Regions from separate parts of the Homo sapiens genome. Here regions 2, 3 and 4 are each linked to region 1. A link is a loop called in an ENCODE intact Hi-C map of the cell type or tissue named here. Cell type or tissue: endothelial cell of umbilical vein. All regions are shown on one strand. Region 1 holds the start of LOC105375481 (a long non-coding RNA gene). Region 2 overlaps PTPRZ1 (protein tyrosine phosphatase receptor type Z1). Region 3 holds the start of FEZF1 (FEZ family zinc finger 1). Region 4 has its middle 10 kb from the start of FEZF1-AS1.

Region 1 (8,000 bases):
AAATACATTCTCTTTTAGGGCACATTATTCCCAAGATATAACAAAATGATCAAATGTTATTTAACATTACATGTAATACAGGTAATCCTGAATTAACACAAATATGTTAGGCCTTCATTTCCTTTTTTTTGGAAATGTAGGTATCGGTCTCCCTTTTTCATATTCAGAATTTCAAGTGAAATATGTACATAAAATGCCCATTCTATAAACTACATACACTCTAAAAAAATAATTAAGATGACAGTTTGAGATACAGTGTTTTCCACAGTGTGTGTCTTGGAACATCTGGATACAAGGAGGTACTGTGAAGAAAAAGAATGGCAAATAAATGTGAGGAATACTCAGTTAAACAAAACTAAGCAAGTTCTGTATTTATTAAGGACTTCTAAGAGCCTGTAGCAGACATGTGCAAAGGTAGGGGAGAATAGTGTATGTGGTATCTCCAAAAGTGCAGAATATTTTCCATAGAATATCTGTAACAGTCATGTTCTCTAGCACATACTTTGAGAAATTAACTGGACTAGATTACTGTTAATGAGTCTTTAAGCAATAAAATTATATAACTGGGTTTTTACATTGTTTGGAATTAACTAATATCCTAGTCATAATTAAAATACCATCTTCACTTCTAACATATTTTTACTACGTATCTATAAAAATGTATGTTTGGGGCTGGGTGTGGTGGTTCACGCCTATAATCCCAGCACTTCGGAAGGCTGAGGTAGGCGGATTGTTGAGCCAAGGGGCTTGAGACCAGCCTGGGCAACATGGCAAAAACCCCATCTCTACAAGAAACATAAAAAAATTAGCCATGTGTCTGTGGACCCAGCTGCTCAGGAGGCTGAGGTGGGAGGAATCACCTGAGCCTAGGAGGTCCAGGCTGTGGTGAGCCATGATAGTGCCACTGGACCACAGCATGGACAACACAGTGAGACCCTGTCTCAAAAAAAAAAAAATTCTTTAAAAAGTTTTCTTTAAAATTTTGATCATAATCTCCATGGACTATACTTGGTTCCTGAAAGGCCTCTTCTTCTAGTATGTTGCTCTCTGGTCTTGGCTAATGAGGACATTTTAGCAGAGCTCTGAAATTTAGTAAACAAACTATGTCTGTCTTTAGAGTAACATCTTCCTGTAACTTATTTACAAAGGTACCTAAATTCCTCCTAACACTCAGCATGTTTCACAGATTTCCCTTCCCAATAGCCTCTTCTACGAAAACTATGTCACTTGAACTTCAACTTTACACTTTGTGACCAATCTTGTCGGTAGTCAAGGAGGCTTGTGGAGTTCTGATTCAAGGCTGGAGGAACTGAGCAGTAAGATACGCTTGCTGTTAATCCAGCTCTGATATCATCCTTTGGCTTCAGTGTCTCAGTCCCTGCCCTGCTCCCTTGTGTTTAAATACAGTCATACATCGCTGAATGATGGAGGCCTTCTGAAAAATGCATCATGAGGCAATTTTGTCTTTGTGAGAAGGTAACAGAGTAGACTTACGTAAACCCAGATGGTACAGCCTACTACATACCTAGCACATACTTTGAGAAATTAACTGGACCATACGGTTGAGTTATTAACTGGTTATTATATTATGGTTAATTGAGAAATTAACTGGGCTACATGGTACAGCCCATTTCTCCTAGGCTATAAACCTGTACAGCTTGTGACTGTAGGAATTGTAACACAATGGCAAGTATTTGTGTTTCTAAGCATATCTAAACATAGGCTACAGTAAAAAAGGTTATAATCTTATGGGATCACTGTCATATATGCCATCAGTCATTGACAAAATATCATTATGAGCTGTGTGCCAGCAGTTGTTTTGATAAGCTGCCCAATACCCCAGGCTGAGGACACAGCTTTGCTCTTGTTCTTGCTAAACTTTCTCTGATACTTTGTGCTTGAATTCTTGACGTGTTAGTTGGTCAGAGACATTTCTGCAGTTGCTCACATGGATAAACACTGTGTTGATATCCTTTGATACACTTATTTATTTATTTATTTATTTATTTATTTGAGGCAGAGTCTCACTCTGTTGCCCAGGCTGTAGTGCTATGGCATAATCTCGGCTCACTGCAACCTCCACCTCCCGGGTTCAAGTAATTCTCATGCCTCAGCCTCCTGAGTAGCTGGGATTATAGCCATGCACCACCATGCCCAGCTAATTTTTCGTATTTTTAGTAGAGATGGGGTTTCACCATGTTGGCCAGGCTGGTCTCCAACTCCTCGCCTCAGGTGATCTGCCTGCCTCAGTCTCCCAAAGTGCTGGGAATACAGGCATGAGCCATCCCGCCTGGTCTTCTTTGATATTTTTATTGTCTTCCTTTGACACGAAGAACTCCTCTGTACAAATACTCTCTGGGTTCTCACTACTCTTCCAATTGTTCACATGTAGTGTGTTTCACCCCATTTGTCCCACACATTGTACAATTTCATCCATTTCTAACACTTATTTTTAAATTGATTTAGTTCTTGAGTCTCATATTTCCCATTTATTACCGTCTTCTTAGCTCAACTATCATTTTCTCAGAGAACTTTCTGCATTGCTAATTAGGTCATATTCCTTTATTATACCAACTAGGTGACATGTAGACATTTCTTCCACAAAGTCATGGCCAGCAGATTGTTTGACTAATGTTTACTCCCCACACAAGACTGCAAACTCCATGAGGGCAAGGGCCATATCAGCTGTGACTCACCACTCTATCCTCATTGTCCAGCACTGTTCCTTCATATGGCAGACACTCCATAAACATTTTTGGAATGACTGAATGGTCTTTTCCTAGTTTGTCATTAGGAACAATTGTAATAAAACTATAATAAAGGAAGTAAATATTTTGCAAAAATTATACAACATATATCAAAAATGTTAAAAAGTCTTGGATAGCCTTTGGATTTTTGATAAAGGTAGTATATTTAGATCAAGAGTATTCAAATAATTTTAGCAGCAGAATATTACCCTGAATTTTAACTTAATGTGAATGATGAAAACATTAAGGAAGCATGGAGCAGCTGCTGTGAAAACAGGCTTGGAGGTTCAGGAATCTAGTGCACCTTAAGCCCCTTTATGCCGAAAAGGGACTTCCAGGGCTCTTCAACCACCGCTGAAAATGGCTTCAATCTCACAGCATCACAAGGACCTTTCAGTCAAAATGGAACAGAATATATTATATGTCTAAAGATCTCAAAATGCTACCAGATTTCTAACTCTCACTAATATGCTAAAAAAAAAAAAAACACAAAACTGTCTGATATTGACAGTTGGAATCTCTGAGGAGACCAAGTAATTCAGTATCTCTTTTCTTTGCCCGAGTTCTGAACAAATTGACTTAAAAGAGTAGACAGAGTACAAAACATCACCTTTAATACTGGTAAAGATAATACTGAATAGAGAGAGAGAGAGAGAGAGAGAGAGAGAGAGAGAGTGTGTGTGTGTGTGTGTGTGTGTGTGTGTGTGTGTTTCCTGCAAGTGGTGGGCTTCCTTATGAGGTTCAGTATTATTATGACACGTATTTTCCCCAGCCCAGTCACAGATAGTGCTAAGAGGACAGGCTGTTCCATGAGAAGATCTTGCCCATGACAGGCTTGTGCAGAATGAACAGAGAACATTCATTACGGTAATGAATATCCCTTACATGGAAGCAAGTATTGGGAATGGAGAATAAATGTTTCCCCCAAAACAGAGAGAGAAGGGTGAAAATAATGAGAGAGACAGACAAACAGAGAAAGAGAGAGAACCTAAATGATTCTCTAAATGGCTAAGTGCCAGGTATAAGATTTACTTTTCTCATTTGTAAAACAAGAATAGCAATATTAGCTCCCTTGCTATAATAGATGGGGTCATTACAAAAATCTGCTGCAATGATGTATGAAAGGGGCCTTTGTAACTATAAAACACAATGTAGATGAAGGCATTAGTGGTGGTGGTGGTGGTGGTGGTGGTGGTGGTGGTGGTGGTGGTGGTGGTAAGCAGAACAGAAAATATTTCAACTTAACTTGTTTGAAGGACTCTTTGGGGTGTGAGGATGGTAATAAACTTTTCAGCTTTGTCCCATTTAAGGAAAAAAGCTTTCCAAGAATGGGGCAAGAATGTAAGTATATCTTTTTCTAAAATGAAGAATACCTACAATGTCACACATTACAACAACAAAAACTAGCTCTTCTTATTCATTAGATAAAAGCAATGTTTCTAAAGAGTACCTGTATTATGTTGCAAGCTACAGAATTTCTTAAGTTCTTAAGAAATTGCTACTTATCAACCAACTAACAAATTCTAGACTACTACAAAAATTATAACGTTCAGCTTCTCTCTCATGTATCTTTATTTAGGGGAGAATGAATAACTAAGTAAAGCCAGTAGTCATAAAGAATCCATGGGCAGTAAGGATGGACTACATAGGACTAGATTTATATAATGTTTCTTTTCCTTTTTAACTTAAAGCTTAAGAATTCCATTTATTTATTTGCTGACAAAACTATATTCACAGTGCTTCTGCTTATGAATGTAGGACACATAAAAATGAAACCAAGATAGTAGGAAAAATAGCTTTTGACATTTACACAACATATTCCAAATTTCAAGTTTTGGATATTTTTTGTTAAAACTGACCTTGTGATATCTTTGATTATTCATAAACTACTAAACATTAAAGTTTTTCTATATTAATTTGATACTTTCTTGACAAGTTTGATATGTCCAAAATGAACTACCACTTCACTTCCTTTTAACCTTTTCTTTTTACATTTTTGAAAAAGAAAATGTGTTGAAAATTACTTAATTCTACTTAAATAAGTGCCACTTTTATTATTAATACCAAGTTTTGTACTTTAAGACAATTATTTTCTATTTGGGGGAATGTTTGCGCCATCTACTGGACATATACATATTATTACTTTTGTCCTACAAGAATTACAATGCCATGTCCAAAGGTACTTGTGAAGTTGTTCCTTATAAACCACTCCGAAACAAAATCTATTCCTTTTCTTTCTTTTTTCTTACGGCACATTTCAGCACAGGAAATCAGTACCTTCCCACCCCAAAAAAGCAACACTAAGATATATTAGTTCAAATAACTAAATATTTCTATTTTAATGGAATCATTTCACAGACTCATACATTCATAGGCATACAAATGAAAGAGGCATAAAAACACATTTGGAGTAAAAGAAATAAGTAAGGCATTTATTTCACTGAAAAAAGTATACCCATCCCTAATTTTACAACTATTATAAGCAGAAATCCTTCTCCTATTACACATAAAACTAGGGATAAAGACTAGAAATCTGTTACATGAACTTGTAGAGGAACAATACTAATTAATAGAAAAGAATAAAAGAGTTAAAGCCAGTCTGGTGGTGTCTCTGGATTTTTCTTAATGAGTAACAACCATTAAATGGAATGGGAGGAAAATCAGCCTTTGGAAGAAAATGACTTTTAAATATATTTTTCCTCCCTGTCTTTTGGATGGCACCATCTAAACAGCAGAATTGAAAAGAAACATAAGATTTATTCAGCTTCAATTAAGAAGGTATGTTATTTTTCCACAGGAAAATAAAATGTGGATCCCGCTTGAAGATCCACGCCAAAATTACATTCCTGGGTATGAGGTTTGATTCAATTGCTGGCACATTTATATCTGCTTTTCAGGGAGATACATAAATAATTGGAAAGTTAACAAGAATTGCACTATAATGTTAATAGATTAGAATCCAAATAATTCTTTAACTCTTCAGAGGTTTTTATTTTTTATTTCCTTCCTTTGATCTACAATTAGAAAACTGGCATGAAAAACTTACTTTAGACTCTATAAGACATATTTTGGAATTAGTGCTATTTGACTCACTTAATATTTACTTTGGGCAGTTTAGAACAGAAGATATCCTCATACTTAATACAAAAATAATGCAGAAGATATTATAAAAGGTAAAGATAAATTACCATGGTAGTTCCTACAAGACAGACTTTCAGACAGATGAACACAGGTGAGTAAATGATCCTTAGTAATCTAAAAATAAAATATATTTGTGAACTCTAAAAAGCACAAAATTCTAACAAATTTCAATATAGTTTTCAACAATAAGCTTTGAAATAAGAAAAGGTTTCCACTTAGGCTTAAGTTAGCTTTTTTTTTTTTTTTTCCCACTAGCTTTCAAGTTAATTAAGCTTCACTCTATCTGAAAGTAAAAACAAATTTTAAAAAGTGAGTAAAATGAGACTATGTTACATTAGGAAATATTCTATGCCATAGTATACTCTACTAATGTTGTTAAAATAACTATCCCCACTGCATTTTATCACCATCATTTTCCTTATAACAACTTACCTTTCAAAAGATAAATTTTCTATATTCTAAGTATTGTGCTTTATGCTTTACATATCTCAGTTAATATAACAATCTTATAAGGTTTCAATTATCACTACAGACAACAGTAAGTTATAACCAACTTCTGATACTTTTAATACTACAAAAGACTGTGCTAAAAACTACACATAACTATTAATACACAATATTCATTAAATATTTATACTTTCTGACTTTGCTACAAGATTCACTTTAGCATTCTATTTAATTTTGAAGCAATGGCTTCCAGCTACCATATATATAAAATTGTCTTCAAGTAAGCTTTTTACCTCTTTTATACGGAGGAGATGGTCTTGATCTCAGAACAACAGGATCAAGACCATTCCTTGTATTCTGGGGAGAGGGACCTCCTGTGCTAGATGCTGGATTGATTGTGAATGGGAAAGTGTTCACATGTATAGAATGCCATCCCTGGTGGGCGTAAGATAGGAATCTTCACTGAGAAAAAACCAACAACAACTAAGAGTTAAGTAGTAGGGAAGCCTCACTGAGGTGCCATTTAAAGTCAGCAATCTTGAGAGAGTACAGTGTCACACTGCAGTAGAGAAACAGCTCAGAATCCATCAGTGACAGCAAGCTGTACTGGTAGTTTATTATATTCTTTGTGATTACTTTCTCATTTGTTGTCCTTTAGCATAAAGACTTTCAGAAGTTCTACACTGCTTTAACTGCAGAGAGCGTCAAAGAAAAGAGTGTCCACAATGGAAGAGAAAGAAGAAGAGGTGAAGTTAGGGTATGTCTGAGGTCAAGCACAGTATTGTGGAAAGGATGTGAGAATCCCCCCAGGAGGGGAACCCTCAGAATTCAAGTTCCAGCCTCACAGTCTAGTCATCTACACCTGCAAGATTCTCCTTCCTAAAACCAGAGGTTTGAAGTTCTTCTCTTAAGGGCAACAGTATTCTCTTTTAGTTGTTCCCACTAACTCTTAAGAATGGGGCAACAAAATTACCTACTTATTAAAAAGAGAATGAGTAGAGTCCCTATACTAATATACTTACAGATAAGAATTCTAAGAATTCTAAAACTGGTCTCAGTTGAGTCTCAATCAGTTTTTTCTAATTGTAAATGGAGATAACGATTGGTTTCCTAATTGCTTCAAAGAATTATCCAGAGGATCAAATGACCCAATATATGTATTATCCCTTGTAATAAGTATAAAGATACTACAGAGATGTTTTAAAAAATACTGTTAGCAGGCTGGGCACGGTGGCTCACTCCTGTTGTCCCAGCACTTTGGGAGGCTGAGGTAGGCAGATCACAAGGTCAGGAGTTCAAGACCAGCCTGGCCAATATGGTGAAACCCCATCTCTACTAAAAATACAAAAATTAGCTGGGTGTGGTGACAGGTGCCTGTAATCCCAGCTGCTCAGGAGGTTGAGGCAGGAGAATTGCTTGAGCCCAGGAGGCGGAGGTTGCAGTGAGCCAAGATCGTGCCATTGCACTCCAGCCTGGGTGACAGAGCAAGACTCCGTCTCAAAAAAAAAAAAAACAAAACAAACAAACAAACAAAATACTGTTAGCCTGTTAGCATTATCTTGACATCTAGGCTATGCCCCGACATTGCAAAAAGTTAGATTTGGGAAATTCTATCAATTGGCTGATTTTTCTACATAATACAACAAATGATTTATCTCAAATTGT
Region 2 (8,000 bases), 510 kb before region 1:
CCATCCTGTCTTCCTATGATGGTGCACCTTTGCTTCCATTTTCCTCTGCTTCCTTCAGTAGTGAATTGTTTCGCCATCTGCATACAGTTTCTCAAATCCTTCCACAAGTTACTTCAGCTACCGAGAGTGATAAGGTGCCCTTGCATGCTTCTCTGCCAGTGGCTGGGGGTGATTTGCTATTAGAGCCCAGCCTTGCTCAGTATTCTGATGTGCTGTCCACTACTCATGCTGCTTCAGAGACGCTGGAATTTGGTAGTGAATCTGGTGTTCTTTATAAAACGCTTATGTTTTCTCAAGTTGAACCACCCAGCAGTGATGCCATGATGCATGCACGTTCTTCAGGGCCTGAACCTTCTTATGCCTTGTCTGATAATGAGGGCTCCCAACACATCTTCACTGTTTCTTACAGTTCTGCAATACCTGTGCATGATTCTGTGGGTGTAACTTATCAGGGTTCCTTATTTAGCGGCCCTAGCCATATACCAATACCTAAGTCTTCGTTAATAACCCCAACTGCATCATTACTGCAGCCTACTCATGCCCTCTCTGGTGATGGGGAATGGTCTGGAGCCTCTTCTGATAGTGAATTTCTTTTACCTGACACAGATGGGCTGACAGCCCTTAACATTTCTTCACCTGTTTCTGTAGCTGAATTTACATATACAACATCTGTGTTTGGTGATGATAATAAGGCGCTTTCTAAAAGTGAAATAATATATGGAAATGAGACTGAACTGCAAATTCCTTCTTTCAATGAGATGGTTTACCCTTCTGAAAGCACAGTCATGCCCAACATGTATGATAATGTAAATAAGTTGAATGCGTCTTTACAAGAAACCTCTGTTTCCATTTCTAGCACCAAGGGCATGTTTCCAGGGTCCCTTGCTCATACCACCACTAAGGTTTTTGATCATGAGATTAGTCAAGTTCCAGAAAATAACTTTTCAGTTCAACCTACACATACTGTCTCTCAAGCATCTGGTGACACTTCGCTTAAACCTGTGCTTAGTGCAAACTCAGAGCCAGCATCCTCTGACCCTGCTTCTAGTGAAATGTTATCTCCTTCAACTCAGCTCTTATTTTATGAGACCTCAGCTTCTTTTAGTACTGAAGTATTGCTACAACCTTCCTTTCAGGCTTCTGATGTTGACACCTTGCTTAAAACTGTTCTTCCAGCTGTGCCCAGTGATCCAATATTGGTTGAAACCCCCAAAGTTGATAAAATTAGTTCTACAATGTTGCATCTCATTGTATCAAATTCTGCTTCAAGTGAAAACATGCTGCACTCTACATCTGTACCAGTTTTTGATGTGTCGCCTACTTCTCATATGCACTCTGCTTCACTTCAAGGTTTGACCATTTCCTATGCAAGTGAGAAATATGAACCAGTTTTGTTAAAAAGTGAAAGTTCCCACCAAGTGGTACCTTCTTTGTACAGTAATGATGAGTTGTTCCAAACGGCCAATTTGGAGATTAACCAGGCCCATCCCCCAAAAGGAAGGCATGTATTTGCTACACCTGTTTTATCAATTGATGAACCATTAAATACACTAATAAATAAGCTTATACATTCCGATGAAATTTTAACCTCCACCAAAAGTTCTGTTACTGGTAAGGTATTTGCTGGTATTCCAACAGTTGCTTCTGATACATTTGTATCTACTGATCATTCTGTTCCTATAGGAAATGGGCATGTTGCCATTACAGCTGTTTCTCCCCACAGAGATGGTTCTGTAACCTCAACAAAGTTGCTGTTTCCTTCTAAGGCAACTTCTGAGCTGAGTCATAGTGCCAAATCTGATGCCGGTTTAGTGGGTGGTGGTGAAGATGGTGACACTGATGATGATGGTGATGATGATGATGATGACAGAGGTAGTGATGGCTTATCCATTCATAAGTGTATGTCATGCTCATCCTATAGAGAATCACAGGAAAAGGTAATGAATGATTCAGACACCCACGAAAACAGTCTTATGGATCAGAATAATCCAATCTCATACTCACTATCTGAGAATTCTGAAGAAGATAATAGAGTCACAAGTGTATCCTCAGACAGTCAAACTGGTATGGACAGAAGTCCTGGTAAATCACCATCAGCAAATGGGCTATCCCAAAAGCACAATGATGGAAAAGAGGAAAATGACATTCAGACTGGTAGTGCTCTGCTTCCTCTCAGCCCTGAATCTAAAGCATGGGCAGTTCTGACAAGTGATGAAGAAAGTGGATCAGGGCAAGGTACCTCAGATAGCCTTAATGAGAATGAGACTTCCACAGATTTCAGTTTTGCAGACACTAATGAAAAAGATGCTGATGGGATCCTGGCAGCAGGTGACTCAGAAATAACTCCTGGATTCCCACAGTCCCCAACATCATCTGTTACTAGCGAGAACTCAGAAGTGTTCCACGTTTCAGAGGCAGGTTAGTTACGGATCAGAAGGACAGATTGAGGTGTGGTGGTTTGCTTGCTCTAAAAGTAAAATGAAAATTATAGAAAGATAGAAATTTGGTAAAATGGTACATCATCATTTTTAAAATCAAAACATTCAACAAATCAGTCTCCAGTTTCTGAAGTATAATTTTATTTATTATTTCAAACAATTATTTAACACATTTTGGTTTTTAATTTAATTCTCTCCAAAATAGACAAAACAATTTTTATTTATTGTCAATATTTCATACTCTACAGGATGTCTTTTATGGGTGGGGGCAATTCTGTTTGCATAATACATTTTTAGTACACTGCTTTTAAAGCAAGATCAGAGTATGCTATTTTAGATGATTTTAATTTTCATACTTTTGTTCTAAAATAAGTTGTAAACTAATTCTATTTAATTATAAAATGAATTATTAAATCTGAGAGTAATGTGACATAAGCACTTCTCTCTGACACACCCCTGTAGAAAGGAATTAGTTAATTTCCACATTCATATCAGCTTGGGGAGCTTTATTTATTATTATTATTTAATTAATTAATTAATTAATTTTGAGACGGAGTCTCGCTCTGTCGCCCAGGCTGGAGTGCAGTGGTGCAATCTCGGCTTACTACAAGCTCCGCCTCCCAGGTTCACGCCATTCTCCTGCCTCAGCCTCCCGAGTAGCTGAGACTACAGGCGCCCACCACCACGCCAGGCTAATTTTGTGTATTTTTAGTAAAGACGGGGTTTCACCATGTTAGCCAGGATGGTCTTGATCTCCTGACCTCGTGATCCACCCGCCTCGGCCTCCCAAAATGTTGGGATTACAGGCGTGAGCCACTGCACCAGGCCAGGGAGGTATTTATGTATTTATTTATTTATTTAGTTTTATTACTAAGTTTTGAGAGTTAATAATGAAGTTAAAAAAAATTTTAATTTTTTTGTCTTTCTTTATCTTAATGTTGCCTAAAGAGGGCAGTGTAAACCATCAAAATACATTTTACTTTATGCCTGCTGTTACACACTTTTTTAAGTTAAATAATGGGCATTAATATGTACAGTATGTATAGGTATTGTATCACAAGATGTAAAACACTAAACATTTTTCTGTAGAAATGAATTTCATTTGTGAATGTATTTTATGCAAATTAGCTTACTGACCAGATGTTTCTTAGAGCAGATTATGTGCAGTGTTTATAATACAGATGTCTGCTTTAAATGCCAATGGAAAGAAGAGGGAAGTTCAATCCTATTAAGTATAGAAAAGTAATACTTTCATTGAATTGGTCATAAGAATTTTATAATTTGCTTTTATTAAATGTGAACGTATCTTAAAGTTTAATAATGAAACTATTTAAATCTTAACATCAAGTTAAATGATAGGCTAATGTAACAAAATGCACTCATTGTATAAAAGTGAATATTTGTAATCCAGAACATAGACATCAGTCTCATTAGAATATTTTTCCTCTTTGCGATTTCATCTTTTTAATTAGTTGTATATTTTTTCTTCAGTGCAGCAGCAATTAAAAGTTTGTACATTTTGATAGAAAACTTTTTCTGTATTCTGAATTGATACCTATTTAACATTGCATTTTAAACACTTAAATGCTGATATGTGAGAATGAATAATGAATCCATAGGTCACTATAGTCATTAGTGCTGTCATATATATGAACTGTTATCTGTTCTCAATTATAGTAGCTGCTTTTTAGTTTTCATTAGATTTATGTTAAAAGAAAATATCAGGAATCCATCTATCTGTCTTACCAGGTAGTGACATTGATACGTTCTTGCTAGACTATGCTATTATAGAAGGATATATATAATGAGATGCTAAACCTAAAATTATTGACTAAAGCTTAGCAAATTTCTCTTCAGTGCACTAATTAGTTTTATTTAATTATCAAGAGTGTGTTCTCCCACTAATTAGGATAAAACAATATGAATATGACATCCAACATTATCAAGTAACATAATTAGTGAAGTAAATAAGATCAAACAAGATTAGGGGAAAATTCTGGCCTATTTTTAAAACTGTATCTATAAAATCATATGTAATCTGTCTTATCCAATAATTGAATATATCCCTTTATCAAATGCATGCAGACTAGCTCTGAAACTTAAGATTTTATGGTGTATTTCTAGAATGCAGAACAATTTACAGGATGTGTTCTTTAAAATACTATAGATAAGGCAAATATTAGTATCCACAATTTATAAATGAGTACACTGACACCCAAAGATACTAGATTATTTGATCCAGGTCACATGAGTAAATACAAAACTGAGCCTGGAAATGTCTATCTCTTAAAGATTATGCTTTCATGTTAGGGGCCAATTAAATAAATGTAATGCTTAAATTGTAATACCAAAATTATACTATCTTATTCTCAAAACATCTTTTAAAATGTTAATCTTAGTTTTTTATTTCTTAATTACCTATTAATTAAATATTTTAATTTAGGTAACTCATATATACTACTGAGCCATCTCAAGGAGATATTTTAGTCTCAAATAAATAAAAATAAAATCAGTAAAATTAATTCCTCATTATAGTACACAAAGCAACCAACTGATTGTCTGTGCTTTCATAAGATATCCTATTTTGTGTAAAAGAGCTAGGTTTCATGCCATAGTTTGATCATTCTGACTCCTTAATTAAAGGATTTAAGATCAAATATCCCAGAGCACTTTTGAGAAAAGTTTATACACAAGACTATATGTGTGTGCATGTGTGTATACAGTGTCTGTATATAAATATGTGTATATGGTATATTTACATATATAATGCATTATATATCTTACATATATGACATATATGATAGGACATATCTCATATATATGTATGCTATACATATATAAATGAAATATGTAATTATATATATATATACCCATATACATGTTGCTTTGAAAATTTGTGGCTATTGAAGACCTGCATAATTATATAAGCTTACTTCGTACATATATTAATCTACATCACTGGTTCTCAAACTTTAACATAGATCAAAATCAACTGGAGGACTCGTCAAAACACAAATTGCTGACCCTTACACACAGAGTTTCTGGTTCAGAAGATTTTGTATGGTTTGAGCGAAGCCTAAAATTTGCATTTCTAAGTTATGATGATGTTGATGCTGCTATTCTGGGGATCAAACGTCAAGAAAATCTGATATAGATAATAATATTAACCACCATTTGTACTAAATGAGGTACCAAGGACTTTGCTAAGTGAATGTTTTCATTTATTACTGACACACTTACTTTCCATCTAGGTAACAATAGTTACAATAGAAAAAACTGTGAAGACAACCATGTATAAAATAAGATGTTTTTCTAAATTTTATAAGGAAATGCTCATTGCATTCACCATCAGGTTATTTAGGTGACTAGATGATTCTAAATGAGTCTCCACAAAATAATGGCCAGAGCTTAGGATTAACATTTTAAAAAATGGAGTCTTGGGCTTTTCTCACAAGAATATTAGCTACAACTCAGGGCTGAGTTGGCTTAGAACATTTTCACTTTTTATACAGTTTTATGATTTTTAATCACACCTTTGAATTCCATTTTTCCTAGTAAATGCATTTATAGTTATAAGACCAAACATCTTGGGAAGTGTGTGTGCCATTTATATTCCTGTGATACATTACATTTATTTATTTATTTATTTATTTATTTATTTATTTATTTTGAGATAGAGTCTCACTCTGTTGCCCAGGCTGTAGTGCAGTGGCGTGATCTCAGCTCACTGCAACCTCTACTTCCCGGGTTCAGGCCATTCTCCTGACTCAGCTTCCCAAGTAGCTGGGATTACAAGTGTGCACCACCACGCCTGGCTAATTTTTGTATTTTTTATTTTTTTTAGTAGAGATGGGGTTTCACCATGTTGGCCAGGCTGGTCTTGAACTCCTGACCTCAAGTGATCCGCCTGCCTCAGCCTCTCAAAGTGCTGGGATTACAGGCATGAGCCACCACGCCCAGCCTGATACATTCCCTTTATTAATGGATTAAATTCCTGTCCCTTTCTGCTATCACCCTTGATCAACAGAAGAAAGCTATTATTTTAAATCTTAAGTTCTCTCCAATTAGATATATTTTAATGCTATATATGTGCACTTATATTAGTCTCAATTTTCTTAAATACATATTTAAGTTAAGTGAAGTTTCTCTGTCTCCTATTACTTAAGCATCAGAAGTGCCAAGTGCATAAGAAGGCATGTAGATTTTGATGGGAAACTCAAATGTGGTTCTTTCAGAATGTCTGCAGGTAGATATAAGGGCTTTTTGTAGCACTGTCAGCATGCTGTAATGTTAGAAACCGTTCTCATGCTCAGTCATCTTGGTTTCCCACTGAACACACCTCAAAGCAAAGAGGAAGGATTGTTATTGGCCACAAACACTCACTGTTCTGAAACTCTTTTTTTAACAACTTGGAAGGTAATCTCTAGTTAAAGTGATTTTCAAAGTGCTAGTACAGTAATGTACCTGACTGGCCCCCAAAATAATCATGTGTCATCTTTTAAAATTAACTCAAGGACCAAATTCGGATTTTTAATTATTTACACTTGCATATTTCAGAAGAATTTCTTAGATCTACATATTCCTCCAATTCACCTGAAATTGCATTTTTTTTTTTTTGTAGAATAAAACAATGGGTAAGAAGAACATTCAAAATAACATTTAAAACCAATCTATATTTAAAATTGAAATCGATTACTGGATTGAAAGGTTATCCTAATATAAGAAGAGTTATCCCAAGATTTTTTTCTTCATGAAATTATTAATTGCTTCTAACTATTTACCTAATGCAGGGTTAAAAATAATCCTATTTAAATTTATTTTAGAAAATTAATATATATGGTGATTCAGTAAGTAGCGCTGTTTTTCCTGACCATTCTATTTTAAATCAGTAGTGATTTTTAAATTACACTACTTTGATTTTTCTTATTTAGCAAGGCTTTTCAAGGCAATATTATGCTTACCTGTTGCCAAGGCACCCCTATCTGGGTGCCAATCTCTGCTGGGATGTTGTAGTTCTTCTTGTCTAATAGCCTGCCTTACATTTTAAACTTTGTTTTAATTAAATTGGCTTATAATTGTAGACATTCTTTGCATCAAAGAGTCAAAATTTTAAAGGTAAGTAACAGCAATGAAGGTTGCAATTAATCAGTTGAAAAATGCTGTGACTTTTCCTTCACCTTAAATATCAATTCTCTCAATTTTCTCTGACTACAGAGGCCAGTAATAGTAGCCATGAGTCTCGTATTGGTCTAGCTGAGGGGTTGGAATCCGAGAAGAAGGCAGTTATACCCCTTGTGATCGTGTCAGCCCTGACTTTTATCTGTCTAGTGGTTCTTGTGGGTATTCTCATCTACTGGAGGTAAGTTGAGTATTTGTTTTGGAAAATTTAATTCATAAAACTCAGATTTTGCCCATATTTCATCTGAAAGGTCTTCAAAGCATATTCAAAATGTATTTTACCTGAGAGCTGCCATTAATTTATTCAAGGTAAATTTGTGAATCCAAAGGCACAATAATGAAGGAGTTAATTGTTCTTCATACATCAATTAAAGATAAAATGGA
Region 3 (8,000 bases), 220 kb before region 1:
ACAGGTTAGCCGCACAAGTAACTTTGAAATCAAACCGGGCAGAGAGAGGGTAGGAGGAAGAGAATCTTAACAAAAAGTGTATGCAAATAATTACCCCCAAAATACTAAAAAGGGAGGAAGGAAAGGAGGAGCGAGGGAGGGAAGGAAGGAAGGAAGGAAGGAAGGAAGGAAGGAAGGAAGGAAGGAAGGAAGGAAGGAAGGAAGGAGGGAGGGAAGGAAGGAGGGAAGGAGGGAGGGAGGGAGGGAAGGAAGGAAGGAAGGAAGGGAGGGAAGGAAAGGATCTCCGTTTTGCATTGTACTTGCCTTTCCACACACTTCGCAAGTGAAAACTTTGGGCTTGGCATTAGGAGAGCCTCGGCTGAAATCCGAGGTTTTGAACGCGATTTTTTCCGACAGAAGCTGGGCGCTTTCTTTCATGTAATGCTGCAGCTGAGCCTGGGACAGGTCTTTGAAAGCTACTCCAGAAGGGTATTTCTCCACCGCCGGGACCACCAGTTTATTCCTTTCGGCTAAATACGTTTTTGGCTGCGGGTGCAAAGGGGAACTGAGGAAGTAGGAGGCCACCGGGTGGATGTTCACGCCGGCTGCCGGGTGGCATGGGCCGTCACCTCGGTTCAGGTAGCACAAGGCGCCCATGGCGTGGAATGAAGAGTGGTTGACCACACGCGGCCTTACCAGCTTGTACTGCTGCAGCGGCAGCGCGTCGCGGGCCAGGTCGCCCTTGAGACTCAGTGCGCAGTTGAGCAGGTCGCTGCAGCTGAATGCGGGAGCCGAGGGCACCGCCGCGGGCGCCGCCGGGGCCTCCAGACTGGCCTTCCGCGGCTCGGAGCCCGTCACTCCTGCCTTGGGGCTCGTGTCGTAGGCCACAGGCACGAAGGGGATCATGCAGGGGATCGACGAGTTGAGATGCAGAGAGTGCTTGGGTTCCCCCTTGGGTAAGGCTCCCTGCAGGAAGTGGGGGACTGGCAGGGCCTTGGGCTCTGGGGTGCGCGCCATGATTCGTTCAATGGAGAAAGCCAAGGGTTTGGACGTGCTCATCATGTTGCCCCGAGCTGGAGCAGTCGCTAACATTTTGGTAGTCGCGTTGTGGCAGCTACTGTCCATGTCTGAGTCGCCAGCGTCCGTCAGCCGGGGCTGGGTTGCGCCGTCCGTTGCCTTGTTCCCTGCTTGTCACAGACCTGCGGAGAGGGGGACGGGCACCATCACCACCAGTAGCCTCCTCCTCCTCCTCCTCCCCAGCATCACCAGCCGAACCTGCCTGCCCAGCCCAATGGACTCCTGCCAGCCCATCGCAGAGTTCTTGGCGCACCAATGACTCGGGGACAATCACTACTTATTTCTATCAATAGAAAGTGTTGTGTCAATAACGCAGCCAAGATCTCGCCAATCGTTAACTTCCAAGAGGAGAAGGTAAACTAGATAATTGCTCAATTCGCTTCCAACAGTCAACAGGAAAACTTTTTTTTTTTTCATCTGCAGTCAGTAACTACTTTTCATTGGTGAGTGAGGTTCCCCGCCCAGAAAAGGCGGGGGCGCTTTCACCCGCTTGGCGCGCCCTCCCCTCTGCGCACACACTCTGCCGCGCACACTTCACTACCCTCCGCACCCCCCCATCCCCACCCCCCTTTTGCTTCCTCTGCCTTTCTAATTCTCAATCTGCTTAACCAGGCTTTAGAGGCCAAGCAAATCTGAGATCAATTTTCTCGTTTAGCTCTAAGTGACATCATCTAAAATCATTGTGCAAGGGCTAAATAAGGAAACGGAGTCTAATTCAGGGGCAAACGCCAGGCTATATTTATCAAACGCCAAGCTCCAGAAAGCCTCGGCTAGGAAGCCTCGGCAGTGAAATCCGAGGTTTCGCTGCTTGGTTCCACTGGGCCTGGGTGGGCCGGGCTGGGCCGGGCTGGGCCGGGTCAGATCTGTGCCACCTCCGCAGACCTATTTCTTCCTCCAGGGCTCGGGGTTGCCCGCTCCCGGAATCCCGGAGTCTCCGCGGCCCGAACCGAGTCTGGACCATTTAGAAGACGCCGGCAGGTAACTGGCCTCCCCAAACGCCCCGAAAATTAAAAGCCTTAGGAGGCTTGTTCTGTGTTTGTGGTTTTGTAAAGGCAATGCCCGCGGCAATAGGCCTGGGAAAGTCGCACTTTCATCCACAAAGTTGAGGAGTTGCAAGGAATAATTGGGTGTCACACCACAAGCAACCTTGACTCGATCGGACCCCACCCAGGATACACACAGACGCGCGCGCGCGCACGCTTCCGAGTTTCCATTGAGAGTCTGGAAAGAGCATTTCTTTCTTAAGTACCTGCGCTCAGCTAGAGCTCTCCCGGAGCATTTTAAATACTGAATGCCGAGCGGAGAAGGGAAACAGAGTGTATTAATCCCCACTCCGGTTGCCGGTGTCTGCAAGCCTCCTCTAAGCAGCGCAGGCGGCAGCCTGGATGTCTGTGCGCATCAAGGAGACTTGCCGGCGCCAGAGTTGTGTCCACAGGTGCACTTGTGCCTCCCAAAGAGCGCGCGTAGAGACCATTTCCCCTGCAACGCCCCCCAGCCGAACACCCGCCGGGTGTGGCACCTCGGCCGAAACTCCTGGGGCGGCGCGGTGGAGCGTGTGGAGGTTTCCGGGAAGACGCCTACGGCTGCGGCTCCGACTGTGCGGGCTCCCGCCGCCCAGGCAAGAGCGTCCAGGAGCGCGCTGGAAGCTGCGGCGCGCACCTTCCCCGGCGCAGTCTCTTGCCAGCCGGCGATCACGCAGAGCTGAACCCCGCAGCTAGGCGCGCAGGAAGGGCTGCACAGAGTTTGAAGACACGGCAGCTGTAAGCTGGCGTGAGGAGGCCAAAGGAGCGCGCAGAGCTGCAAGCAAAGGGCGGTGGGGCCTGGACCCTGAAGTGAGTGGCCGACCGCAGCAGCTCAAGGTGCCATCTGCCTGGTGAGTTAACCCCACGTGGCTGTGAGACAGGTGGTGGCGGGTGTCAGGTATTGGGCCAAGTGTAGTGGGGGCGTCCTTCTGCTAGAGCTCTGAAAAGGGTTGGCCCCGGAAGGCTGGATAACGGCGGACTAGAAACCCTGGCATTATTAAGTCCCTGAGCAATTTCACTCAAAGATGCGAAACTGGACCTTAAACGAAGGAAATTGACGTCAAAGTATTCCCTCCTCTCTACCCCATTCTCAACACATGCCAGGCAAGCTACCCGGGTCCCTCCGCCCCACTCTAACTTTCCGCGAAAATCAGTTCCGCCTCTGCCCCAAGAGCCAAGAGGGGTGGAAAGGAAGAGAGCTTGGGCTGGGAACGCGCCTGATGTCTAACAGAAAGGCAGTGGCAGCTGGGTGAGTGGTGGGAAAGCTCACAGGCTGAAGAAATGGGGGAGGGGGAGTGAGTCTTATTGGAAGTTGAGGACAGCCAAGGGGCAAGATGGGGGGAGAGGTCTGGCTGAATACGACGGGCTTCAGCAGCTAGGCCTGGGAGTGCCTCGTTTCAGGCCTCGAGGTGGCTTCAGGCTGGGACAACTGATGCAGCAGAGAAGGGCAGAGCGCCCGGGGGGAGAAAGCAAAGAGGCGCTACACTCCAAGGCGGCCCTTTGGAACCGTCCTTGGCCCGGGTGCACCTACTTTGGATTCGCCCAGACTGCAAATTTTTCTTTCCTTTTGCTGGGGCCACGGGACAGAGCACCTGGGCAGAGCAAGCGGAGAGGCGCCACATCCCCGAGAGGCGCTTCGTAGTTGTCCTTGGACCGGGCGCAGACACTCAGTATTGGTCAGCGCTGGAAATTTTCTTTCCTTTTGCTGTTGGGGCCGCAGAACCAGTCTCCTCCTTTCCCCTGCTCAGACAAAGGGCACGGGAAGGGCTTTGCTGGGGCAAAGGGGGGTGGGGGGTTCTCTGTCCCACGACAGATGGGTCGCGGTTAAGACTTTAATTGCTGACTTTTGGGCCGGATCAGATTCCTTTTCCTACCTGCCACTTCCCAGCAGCGAAAAATCCCCCTCCTGCTGCACTCCTCCGCCACCGGGCTAGGTTGAAAGGAAAAAGCCAAGAAGCGCGAAGCAGCCCGGCTCTGGAAGGCTTTGGAGAGTCCAGCTGACTTGTACACAATTCGCGGCCTCTGGAGCCTTACCTGCCTTCTTGACTGAATGCCACCAGTTCGTTTTACGCTTGTGGTGTGTCCCTCACTCTCCCCTTCCTCTCCTCCCCCTCCCCTCTCCTTAACTGCAAAAGAGCCTTTCTTTGACCTCTGTAAATTTCTCCTTTGGTGTATACCAAACTAAAAAGGAAAAAATATTGGCTAAGAGGTATGCATGCTTTGTATAGTTTATATTTCAACAGTTTGCTTTTCACTAGTCTTTTCAGGATTTGCCCTTTTGGCAAGTGTTTGAAAATGTCATTTGAGTTAACACAAATATGGCAAAGCATCAATTATGCTCTTCCTTTAAGATGGCCTTGAGTTTACTAAAGACTGAAAAGGTGCTTTACAACTCCAGGCCTTGATATCCAACATTTGTTAATTTTTTCAAAACCTAACCAAAAACACATGTTAATTAGTAATACTATCTCTATTAAATAAGAATTGTCACAAAACACAAAATATATTTAGAAAGGGCTTCTATCTTACCGTCCAATCTGTCTAGTACTTTATTTCCAAATATATTTGAAAATAACAAAAAAGGCAATAAAAACAGAGTATATTCAGCAAATTCAGAAGCTTTCAAAACGTTTCAATGCAAGTATTTTTTAGTTATTAAAACAAATGCAAGGGAGCCTTGTTTGTTTTGTTAATGGCAAAATAGAAACTCTTACAGTTTCTTTGGATTTTCTTTGAGAATCCTATAATCCTATTTTTTTGCTGAGAGCTGATGATTAAGTGTGCCTCCCCTTTCCATCCATGGAAAGGCAGTATTTATAACCTCAAATCCTGATGGAAGGCGAGTTTCAGTGTATGATTTATCCTTTATGAAATATCCTGAGGAAACCACAGCAGTTCATGATATAAAGAGGCCAGATAACAAACTCTGTGTTAAGATCTATTTAAAAAATAAGAAAAAGTCCTGCTTTTCTAAAGTAATTTAAAATTCTCTTTTTCTAAGGAATCTGATTTTGACTTCAATACTTTCTAAGCTGTGTTCTTGCTATTACTAAAAAATATTCATGATTTCCACAGGCTTTTTGTTGAAGTCCCTATCATAAGCAAATGCAGTTTCTGGCTATGGTTACTGCAATTCGAAATAAAAGGTAATAAGATAATAGAGCCATACATTACCAAATAAGCCATAATCTCTAATCTCTTATTCCTTGATATGTCACAAAATACTATTGATTTTTTTAAATTAAAAATGGATTGGAAAATATTATAACTAATTCCACTTTCTGCCCTAGTTCATTGACTTGTCCCTGGTCATGTTTTTAGAGTTTTCTGGCCTGTTCAACGTCTCTGACCCCCAGCCCCTTCACCAAGAGCAACAGTCTGCTTTCTCTTTGCTTTAGCTTGTGAGCTAAGGGAGGAGAGACGAAAGCATTATTATTATTCTGACATCACCCCCCACCCCAGCCTTGACATTCAAGCACATCTACACTTTTTCCTGTTTAATACATAGCACCAAAGGCAACACACTGTACTTCTAGAAGGAAAAACACGTTTTTTAATTCCTCTGCGTTTTCTGCTTATAGTCTTTATCTCTGGCTGGTCTTTTGTTATTTCTTTTGGTGTGTGATGGAGGCAGGGTGACGGGATGGGACACAAATAGCAAAGGTCTATAAGGTTCAAGGAAAGAGTTTCTGAATACCTCAGATTACTTAATACACAACGGGAACTAACTTTCCAACACGTTAGCAAACATATTGGCAACAAGTTCAAATTTAAGGCTACTAGTGTGCTTTTAGTTAGTTTGGTAGCAAATAAAGAATTTTTGCTAAGTTCCTAAAGCAATGTGAAGGACAGTATCACAGGTTATAAATGTGGGAAGGGTTGATTAACTCACAGAGCCCTCCTCTCTTTGGGGGAAGAAGTGTGAGGGTGGATTATTTGTCTCTAGACCTTTGTTGTTATTATTTCTTTTATATTAGGATTTCATTTAAACCCAGTGAAATTATTTCTCTCAAAACAGCATTTACATAGCAAATCAGTTTGTGAAAGGAAATGAAGAGCCCAAATGTGAGAGCTGTTAATGAGGTGGCAGGCAATACAGACAGCGAGCACTTGGGCTCAGTTTGTTTCTGACCCTCCACTAATGCTGAGATTTTTCTCACCCATTCCCACAGGCCTGTGAGGTGTGTCCCTCCAGACTGAGAGGCTATGACTCAGGGTTGGACTTTATGGAAAAAAAGAAGTTTATAAAACAAGTAACCCAGTTTCTCCAACCTTTACTGTGGAGCAACAGCGTCAAGCAACAAAACCCAGCAAAGTTTTGCTTGTCACTTACAAGGGTGTTACTGAAATCTGGAAGGCGAACAATTAGAAGATAGCCCAAACATGCTCTATTGCTCTACACTGAAATACTTGCCTCCAATAATAGAAAAAACCTGTTTTCGTGCAATTGATTGATTAGCGTTCTGCAGCAGTCCCTGGACAATTTTAAAGACATTTTGTGTTTGTGGCCAAAATTAGAAACAAGCAGACACACACACAAAACAACCATATTCAAGACACGGTTCGACTGTTTCCTTGACACTACCCACGAAGTTTAAAGCATTTTTTATGTTATTTTCAAACTTTCTTAAGTGATCCCATGAAATAAAAGTCGATAATAGAAATTAAAACAACACAGAGCAAAGAACGAGCTTAGTGAAATGGAGAAGCAGTAGAGGTAAATAAAAATCCTCGAGCTAGAAAGCTCTAAGAACCGCTTATAAATTCAGTTACCTCCTGAACTCCGGCCGATGGCCACTCCGGCCCGGGAGTGCCCCGCGCCGACCCGCTGGCCTTGGCCGTCTCAGCCTTCATTATCGCCACGGCCTTGGCGCCCCCTGCCCCCGGCTGCCCAGGGGAACCAAGTTCCCGCTGCTGGAGTTGGGGCAGAGGAGCCCCGCCTCATTCAGGATTCGGTGGCCAGCGCAGAGCCATTTGAATAGAAGAAGCCCGAAGTGAAACAGAAAAGCTGAAAACTCCCCGGCTGGGCTCTCCACTTCTCGGTTCTTGCTCACGAGTTCCAAACAGTTAAAGTGACGTTGGCAAGGCCGAGGGCCACCGAGCTCTGTGAGACTCCCTTGGAGGGGTCAGGAAACTTAGCTCGAGAAGCTTGGAGGCGGCTGGGAGTTGGGGCGCAACTTCAGTGACCGGGCGCCGCTGCCGGGCTGGGGCTCCCAAGCGTCCGGCTCCCGGGGTGGTCGACGCGGCGCTGCCTTCGATCAGGTCCCGCCGACCTCGGGCCTCTGGACCACCACCGCCCCAGCTGGTCTGGCAACCCATCCCGGGCGCAATCGCGCTCCTCCCCTTCTCCTCTGCATTCCCGCAGGTCCTGGGGCGGCTCCATCCCCCCAAGGCTGAGAGATGGCGAGGGAGGCTCCAAAGAGTTTCGGGAGGGGGCGCCGGATCTGGTTTAAGAGACCGCGGAACAGATGGTGGAGAGCTCCTGGATGAAAGTTTTTGAACAGGCACTCGCTAATAGACTTGCTTTGACGACTCAGGGTGTAATTGAAGGGTCATTTAATCTAGACGCAAGGTGAAAGAAAACAGGCCCGGGGGTGTGGCATACCTAAGGAGGAACTAGAGCATCTTTTCACTAGGTTTGCCTGTCATTTTGACTTTCCTGGAAAATACGTTCTTAAGTCAAATTTTAAGAATGTCTGAGAAGCATCTCTGAGTATCTCTTCCAAAAACCTTTCGTGTATTTTTTTAGCCGACCTCCTTCCTCCGAGAATCCTCCCTTTTGAAGCCGTTTGGCCTGTGCTTAAGAGTAGTTGGGGTCTCCTTATGGTCCCAGGGCAAAGAGAATTTTCTAACTAGATTCTCCTGTTTAAGACCTTAACAGAAAGGCCTTTCTACCTTCCCTTCTTTGGCTTTACTCTCCAA
Region 4 (8,000 bases), 230 kb before region 1:
GATGCTATCTCATCTTGGTTTTGATTTGCATTTCTCTAATGACCAGTGATGATAAGCATTTTTTCATATGCCTGTTGGCTGCATAAATGTCTTCTTTTGAGAAATGTCTGTTCATATCCTTCATTGAGCAGCATTTTCTACTACTTGCATGGGTCTTGTGAAACAGAACACTCACATCAGTTAAGCAAAGCAACTTTATTACTCACAGATAGGCATCAGGGACAGTGGAAGCCTAGGATTCATAGTGAGCCAGTCCCCAAGCCTCAGGAAAGCTACATATGGCAGAAGGAATCCTGTCTGCATGTGCTCCATATCACATCAGTTTTATACCCTGGGGGTCACATGAACCACCGGGCTAAAGCAATACAGGACTTCCTGTCTTAGGACACACAGGAATAGAGTCAGGGATGTTTCAGCCAGTTCATCCTTATCTCAGGATGTTGCATTCCCAGTGTATTCTACAGTTATTCTTGAGAACTGCAAGTGAGAAAGAGGGAGGAGCAAGGTTTGTCAAGGCTATACAGAGAACTGTCCTTCAGTCAGCATATCATGCAGAATGATCTTTAAACTAGGTTCATTTATTTTCCTTCCCTCAGTCAATACAGAATGTCCCCAAGGGCCCAAAACTATAGATTAAAATATAAGTGACATGAAATCTTGGACCACCTGTTCTTGCAGCATACTTGTGTTTTTAAGATTTAATTACACCAAATTTCAAACCTACCACTTCCTTTTGGTAATGGAATCATGCTATGCATACCAAACTCAGATTAAAAAAAGATTCCCTTAGGCTTTCTTGTAAAATAGGTCTGGTCTTCCTTTTTATTATTTTTTTTCCAACTCTACATATTTTCAAATAGCTAGTCTTCAACCTCACTTGTTCCTTTTCTCTGACTCATTCTGATGTTGAGAGCCTCTATTACCTTTTTCAATTTAGCAAGTGTATTTCTCAGTTCCATGGTTTCTGTTTGATTTTTTTTTTTAATTTTAACCTCTATGCTACATTTCCCAGATAAATTTCTTAATTGCTTTTCTGTGTTATCTTGGAGATCACTGAGTTTCCTTAAAGCTGTTATTTTGATTACTTAGAGAGTTCACATATCACCGTCTTGTTAGTGTCAGTGACTGGTTCCATGCTTTTTCCATTTGAGGATGTTATGGTTCTCTGTCTGCTATTGTTTCCTGTGGATGTATGTCTATTTTTTCACATTGAAATATGAATTATTTATCCATCTTCTCTGTCTGGCTTGTTTTGGTTTTTATTGGATATGTTTGCACAGAGATTCTTTGTAATTTATGTGTTGATTTTCTTTATTTTGTTCACACTTGGACACTGTCTCCTTTTTGGCATTAGATGGCACCTTAAGCCCAGGTTTGCCTCAGCTCTAGTTAAAGACTCAGAGTACCACCCATTCCACATGGGATAAGTCCAAAGCGGGGATAGCCTGGCAATGTGGAAGGTTAGCTAGGGGTTTATGCTCAAGGGACCTGTCAAATGAACCTCCTACAGCTTGTGCTGCTGAACAGCCACTCCAATTTGGAATCTACTTTTGTCAGGTTATAGAGCAGAATTTCCAGAGCTAGGGATGGTAGTCTCACCTCTCCCCATTGTTTCTGGTTGTCCTCAAGGATACTTCTTCCTTCAGACACTCCCAATGCTGCCTATGGGCTAAGTCAGGAACAGGTCTCCTGCCAGGTAGCCCAAGATGATGGGAAAGCTGAGTGTCCACCTCCATATTACTTTTTCCCATATTAATTTTCCATGAGTTTGGTGCTGGGCAGATTGAGGGGAGGGGCACCACAGTTATGAAAATCCAATTCTCTTACAAGCTGTTGGGAGTGTTTCACTTCTCTGTGGCCCTGGGAACTGTCTCCTTCTCATATATGAGTTCTGGAATATTGCTGGTAATAATCTTGGTGCTGTATATATTTTGTTGGTTTTCTATTTGAGGCAGGGAGTGAAGTCAGCTTACTTCTATGCTGCCATTTTAGAATTTGAAGTGAACGTTGTGCAGTAAAAATTGCGCAGGCATCATGAGAATTCACATAGCTCTGTGGTAAGAAGAGGAAAGTGTATTGCTACCCCTGCCAAGTAAAAGCAAATGTTGTCAGGCAATCTTTACTCATCATCACCAAAGAAAAGGAACATTTTCCAAATTGATAGCAGTATGCCAGGCCCATGGGATATGTTTAATTACTCCAGAAGAAACCATAACTGGGACACCAGCTAAAATTGGAATCATCCCCTGATTAAGTTGCATGATTCAAGTATCATTTTCCAAAATTGACTTTTCTTTTACACAGGCCAAACAGATGAATTTATAAACATAATTATACTTGTATCTTATGTGTTTGGTATTAATATTTGAAACTATCTCAAAATATTCAGCAGGACAAAATATGACTTTTGAGATTAATAAAAAAAGTTTTTCCTTACAAAGCCTAGATTTTAAGACATCTAACTATAGATCCAAAAGACTAACTCTGAAACTCAAGGTACAATAAAAATACAAAGATAATCTTATTGTTCAAGAAATATATTTTCTTCTCTTCCCTAAGATTTAAGTCTTTTATTGAAAAAAATGGCTTACATACAAGAAAGATACAGATGGTGATAAAAATACTCCTGTTAAAATCACTTCCTCAGGAAAGCTTTTACAAACAACCACCTTTTTCACTCTGACTTTATTAGATCCTCCTTTCAGAAACTCTTACTTCTTTTTCATACTATTTTCTATGCTTATAATTATTTATTATTTCATATTAAATACATTATGGTTGAGATCCATCAAAACATAGACAATGTTCTTTATTGTACCACTATTGCAATAGCATTTAGTACAAGTCCTGTCTCATAATGCACACAATACATTTTTGTTGACTGACTGATTTAGCTTTCTTAGTACTTCTCAAGTTTTTCTTTCAAGTTTCCATTCTAGGTGTCCTTTAAGTTCTGTGATGAAGACTGAAACAATGCACTACATACTTGAAATTTATTTGATTTCTCATGTAATATTTTAAACTCACCCTGTAAAATATCGGTACTTAATTGAATAGGAATATACATGTATTTGAACTGTATAGCTATGTATTAAGATGCACCAAGGATTATCCAGTAGAATTTAGCATTTTCTGCCAATTACTTTGTGTGACATTAAGGATAGTCCTGACTTCTAGCTATTTCTTTTTTAATCATACTAGTTTTCCAACTTTTTGTATGCCACATTTGATATATTGATTAGGTAAATGCCTTGAAGAAATGTTAATTGTCTCAAAGGCAAAGAGTGCCCAACCAACTTAATCATATAGTACTCCATTGTCTACCATTAGCCATAAAAACTCTGTAACTTTCCTGATTGTATTACTGTAGAATCATTTAATTTAATATAATTTAATTATTTAATTTTTTTGAGATGGGATCTCACTGTATTGCCCAGGTTGGTTTCAAATTCCTGGGCTCAAGAGATTCTCCTTCCTCAGCCTCCTAATTAGCTGGGATTACAAGGTCATGCCAATGCATCCAGCTGTGAAATCTTTTTTTTTCTTTACAATTAGGAGTTCCTTCTTATATTTGATATCAAATTGTGAGTTTTAAGAGTGTAATTTCATTTCTGATTGTGGGGATATTGAAAAAAACCAGCCCCCACTGGCTAATCATTATTGTAAAGTAGAGCCATGCCTGGTTCTGGTTCTGGCTCTCATAAGCCATACTCCTTTAGTTTACCAGGACATTAACTGTCAGGGCTTGCTGATTCCAATATTTCTCTGTTATGATAGCTTAAAGTGTCTTTGTCTTGGAGTCACCATGGTCCAGTCTTCTTCTGCCTTTTAATTCTGTCTTCTAGTTCTGTCTTCTGACTGCTGGGTGACTTTGAGCATGTCTCTTCACCTCTAAAATCCTCAAAATTCTCAACTGTAAAATGATGCTGTTAAGTGTGGTCTAACTCATAATTTTTGAAAGATAATCAAATAAGATCATACATATAAAAGCTTAAAACATATAAAACAAGAATGTGACCGTGAGGCAAGTACTGCAGGTGGCCTCTCAATGCTGGAAAAAGCAAAATTTCTTCCCTAGAGTCTCCAGAAGGAATTCAGTCTGACCGGCACCTTAATTTTATTTTGCAACCACTAAGGAAAGGCCCTGTGAGCACACAGCGAGAAGGTGGCATTTTGCAAGCCAGAAAGAGAGTCCTCACCAGGAACTAAATCTGTCAACACCTTGATCTTGGATTTTCAGCCTTCAGAACTATGAAAAAATGACTGTCTGTTGTTTAATATATATATACATATATATGATTATATGTATTTTATATGATAATATATATAAAATATGTAATAATCTTGATTTGCCAGAGTATCAATTTAGGTTTCTAGTGACCTGTCTTAGAGTTTATGGATTTTTTTTTTCTTCTGCATTGTCCAATATGCTATTAGAGACATCCAGTAAAATTTCAGGTTTATTTTTCAGTTTTAAAATTTTCATTTGTTCTTGTTTTATAGTGTCTATTTTCCTGCTGAGATTACCCATATATTTACTTATGTCCCATTTTTTTGAATTATTGAAGATTTTTATAACAGCTGTTTTAATGTCCTTGCCTGCTAATCCTGACATCTTTGTCAGATTGGGATCTCTTTAAATTGCTTATTTGTTCTCCAAATTATATGTCACATTGTCTTGCTTCTTTATATGTCTATTAATTTTTATTGTGTGCTAGATATTATAGATTTTATATTATTGGGAGTCCAGATTTTTATGATGACAGTTCTGCACAGTCTATTGCTAAATACCTAAAACAGATGCTTCACATATGTTGCCTAGTTTTACAGTTTTTTGTTTGTTTGATTGAGTGGACTATGAATTAATACCCAGATGAATAGGTCAGTTAAAGAGGCCAAACTGACCCTATTAGAACCTGCCCTGGGAACTAGAAGCTTTAAGTAAGGTTTTCTCAGTCTTGGCACTATTGACATTTTGGTCCAGAAAATTCTTTATTTTATGGGACTATCCTATACATTTAAGAAATTTTAGCAAATTCCCTGGTCTCTATTAGGTAGATGACAGTTACAACCCTATACATATTTATAGGGTGGAACCTATATATGTTTCTTCCTTACTATCTGAAATAGCTTTAATAAATATAATTTTTCTATTGTCTTTGGCCCTCAATTTTCCCTTCTTCTTACAAGAGTAACAGATCCATTGGTCTCTTCCTTTATATCATTAACTGATAATTATTGAAAGGCATCTTTTATGTCTCTACCTCCTTTCCCATTTCAAAATTTCTGCATATCTTATTTTACTTAATTTTTAAACTTTTTCACAAAAGTTTAAAGCTCTATATAGTAATGGTATTATTCCTGAAATCAGATTTAAAAAAATGTAAAAAATACAAGTAATGCTTCAGGGTTATAGGGTTATGAGTGTTTAGGGAAGAATTTTTGTGACATGGTACAATTCACTGGAGGAGTTGTTTAAAACTTTTTGTTTTAAACAAAACAATTTAAGACTTGAAAGTATTCAGAATGTATAATACAATCTTTATCATCATCCAGCTTTAATGATTATCAAAAGATTAATATTATAGCTCTTATTTGATCTATATGTATACCTATTCCTCTTCTCCAATATTATTTTTAAACAAATCCCAGAAATCTTATCATTTTACACTTAAGTAACAGAATACAGAGCTCTAAAAAACTATTTTAACACAAAAGTATGCTACATTTTTCACATCTTAAAAAGTAAGCATAATTCCTTAATTTTATTAAATGCCCAGTGTTCAAATTCCCAGTAATTTTAGATGTAATATGTGACTTTATTTTTACAGTTTATTCATTGAATTGGGATTAAAATAAGATTCACATGTAATAATTGATTATTCTTTTTTTTTTAAGTCTTTTTAAAAAATAGGTTTCCTTGTTCTCTCTCTTTCTCTCTCTTTCCTCTCTCTGTCTCTCTCTCTCTCTCTTCCTTTCTCTATTCCTCTACTTCTCTCTCTTCCTTACAATTATTTGTTGAAGAAACTGGGTTGCTGGGTTGTTTATCCTTTAGAGATTCCCAAAATGTAGATTTTGCTGAAATTTTAAAAATGTAAGTCCACTTTTATTAAGAGCTTTGTGTAAACAAGTTACACTTTTGGAATACTGCACCCACTGCTATATCACAAACATACACTACAAACATACAAACATAGTGTATGTTTGCTATGTACTGAATGTTTGTGTCCCCTCAGAATTCATTTGTTGATGCCCTGATCCTGAATATGATGGTGTTTGGAGATAGGGCCTCTGGGAGGCAACTAGAGGTAGATGAGGTTGTGAGGGTGGAGCCTTGGATGGGATTAGTGCCCTTATAAAAAGAGAAAATCAAGAGCTTGCTTTCTCTGTCTCTCCCCAGGAGGCACAAGAAGAGGTCATGTGAATGCACAGCAAGAAGGTAGATCTGCAAACCAGAAAGAGAGCTCTCACCAGAAGAAGGCCATGCTAGTATCCTGATCTGAGACTTCCAGCCTCCAGAACAGTGAGAAAAACATTTCAGCTGTTTAAGTCACCCAGTCTATGATATTTTATTACAACAGTCTGAGCTAACTAAGACACACACTCCAGATTTGGTTATCATATTTATTATATTTAATTGATAAGTTACATTTCCATTGTGGCTTGTCAAAAGACTTCACCTTGTTATTGTAACTAGAGAGTCATGCATTGATCTAAACTTTCAGATTTCTCAGACAAAAAGAAAAGTCTTCATTATTCCTACTAAGAAGAACAAAGCTAAATCAAACTGATGATCTTCTCTACATTTTGTGATAGATTTCTAGCTCTAGTTAGAAACTGATACCTCATGCTTTCTTTCTCCATTCCCACACCTTCGTACCCAGGAGCAACATTTGTTTGTTTGACAGCAAAATATTAACCCTGGAGACCTGTCCTGGCAGAATTTTATTTAATCTTTACTTAGTAACTTAATCTCCATAAGACCAACAGTGACATGATTTCATTTGACACCAGTGTCACCTCAGTCTTGAACAGAAAATGTGCATAATGATTTGTAATAACTTTATACTCATTCAATTACATGATGAATTTTGACTTTTTCTCCAAGATCATTATAGGCAACATGTAGCAATGTATGGAGAAAATTACAATAACAGAGATAGGTTTTCATATCAAGGTCATTTAAACGCTAGGCATCCTCTTCGCTTTTGCATGGAGGGAGATAACCTAGGCTAGCTTGAACTGGCAATTTCTTTAACACCAAAATCATGCAAATAACCAGTGTGTTGAATAGTATATCACTATTTGTCTTTAGTTTGTCCTGAAGCTGAAATGGACACACTGCATTAATTTCTAGAAGCAATTAAAATCTTTTTTTTTTTTTTTTTTTTGAGATGTAGCTCTGTTCTTGTTCTTGTTGTCCAGGCTGGAGTGCAAAGGTGCGATATCAGCTCACTACAACCTCTGCCTCCGGGGTTCAAGCAATCCTCCTGCCTCAGACTCCCAAGTAGCTGGCGCCTGCCACCACACCTGGCTAATTTTTTATATATTTAGTAGAGACGGGGTTTCACCATGTTGACTAGGCTTGTCTTGAACTCCTGACCTCAGGTGATCCACCTGCCTTGGCCTCCCGAAGTGCTGGGATTACAGTCGTGAGCCACCGCACCCAGCCAGCAATGAAATTCATAGCAAGGTATTTTCTACTCACAAATACAGTTTGTTATCCAGATTTTAATTAACCCAATGGACACAAATAACTTCTTGTGTGAGAGTAATCTGTGGCTTTAACAAAAATATAGCAAAAAGACAATGTTTCATTGGGTTCAAAATTACTTTTTATCTCAACAGCCAACAACTTCATATTCTTACCCATTGAAATTTACGTTGGTTTTAATTTTAATGCTTTTTAAAATGCACTCTCTTTGGTAACAACAATAAGTTGTGGGCCCTTAAAATCATAAACTTCATGAGTAACAGATTTACCCAGTACATAGGTTTAT

The links. Hi-C counts contacts between places; a loop is a spot of excess contacts. Peaks named below come from ENCODE experiments on the same cell type or tissue, not always from the same donor. Only the 100,000 strongest peaks of a DNase experiment are listed, where the experiment ranks them.
Region 2: it touches region 1 in a loop (10-fold over the local background); 13 of 110 quality-filtered maps call a loop at or near these places.
Region 3: a loop joins it to region 1, with 3 times the contacts of the local background. A loop is called at or near these places in 6 of 110 quality-filtered maps.
Region 4: it touches region 1 in a loop (4-fold over the local background); 6 of 110 quality-filtered maps call a loop at or near these places.

What each region holds. Positions count from the first base shown.
Region 1 is chr7:122,524,197-122,532,196 of GRCh38, forward strand. The region is part of intron 8 of CADPS2 (calcium dependent secretion activator 2); the gene reads right to left. LOC105375481 (a long non-coding RNA gene) reads left to right here and starts at 3,536. Exons shown (of 4, transcript XR_001745347.2): 1 at 3,536-3,614; 2 at 6,994-7,092. RefSeq lists enhancers at 2,972-3,472, 3,473-3,973. In endothelial cell of umbilical vein, a CTCF peak has its summit at 4,886 (motif pointing left); a DNase peak (open chromatin) is centred at 4,865.
Region 2 is chr7:122,011,472-122,019,471 of GRCh38, forward strand. It overlaps PTPRZ1 (protein tyrosine phosphatase receptor type Z1), which reads left to right. Exons shown (of 30, transcript NM_002851.3): 12 at 1-2,418; 13 at 7,653-7,797. Among named protein-coding and RNA genes, the nearest start is that of AASS, 130 kb to the right of the region's middle. In endothelial cell of umbilical vein, no CTCF peak of the experiment used is centred here; no DNase peak of the experiment used is centred here.
Region 3 is chr7:122,303,334-122,311,333 of GRCh38, forward strand. FEZF1 (FEZ family zinc finger 1) reads right to left here and starts at 1,417. Exons shown (of 4, transcript NM_001024613.4): 1 at 304-1,417. The coding sequence starts at 1,104. It overlaps FEZF1-AS1 (FEZF1 antisense RNA 1), which reads left to right and starts at 325. Exons shown (of 7, transcript NR_036484.1): 1 at 325-935; 2 at 1,240-1,410; 3 at 1,955-2,929; 4 at 3,183-3,327; 5 at 3,970-4,155; 6 at 5,154-5,224; 7 at 6,251-6,744. In endothelial cell of umbilical vein, no CTCF peak of the experiment used is centred here; no DNase peak of the experiment used is centred here; H3K4me3 peaks cover 525 bases; H3K27me3 peaks cover 6,907 bases.
Region 4 is chr7:122,289,313-122,297,312 of GRCh38, forward strand. No RefSeq gene overlaps it. Among named protein-coding and RNA genes, the nearest start is that of FEZF1-AS1, 10 kb to the right of the region's middle. In endothelial cell of umbilical vein, no CTCF peak of the experiment used is centred here; no DNase peak of the experiment used is centred here; H3K27me3 peaks cover 1,526 bases.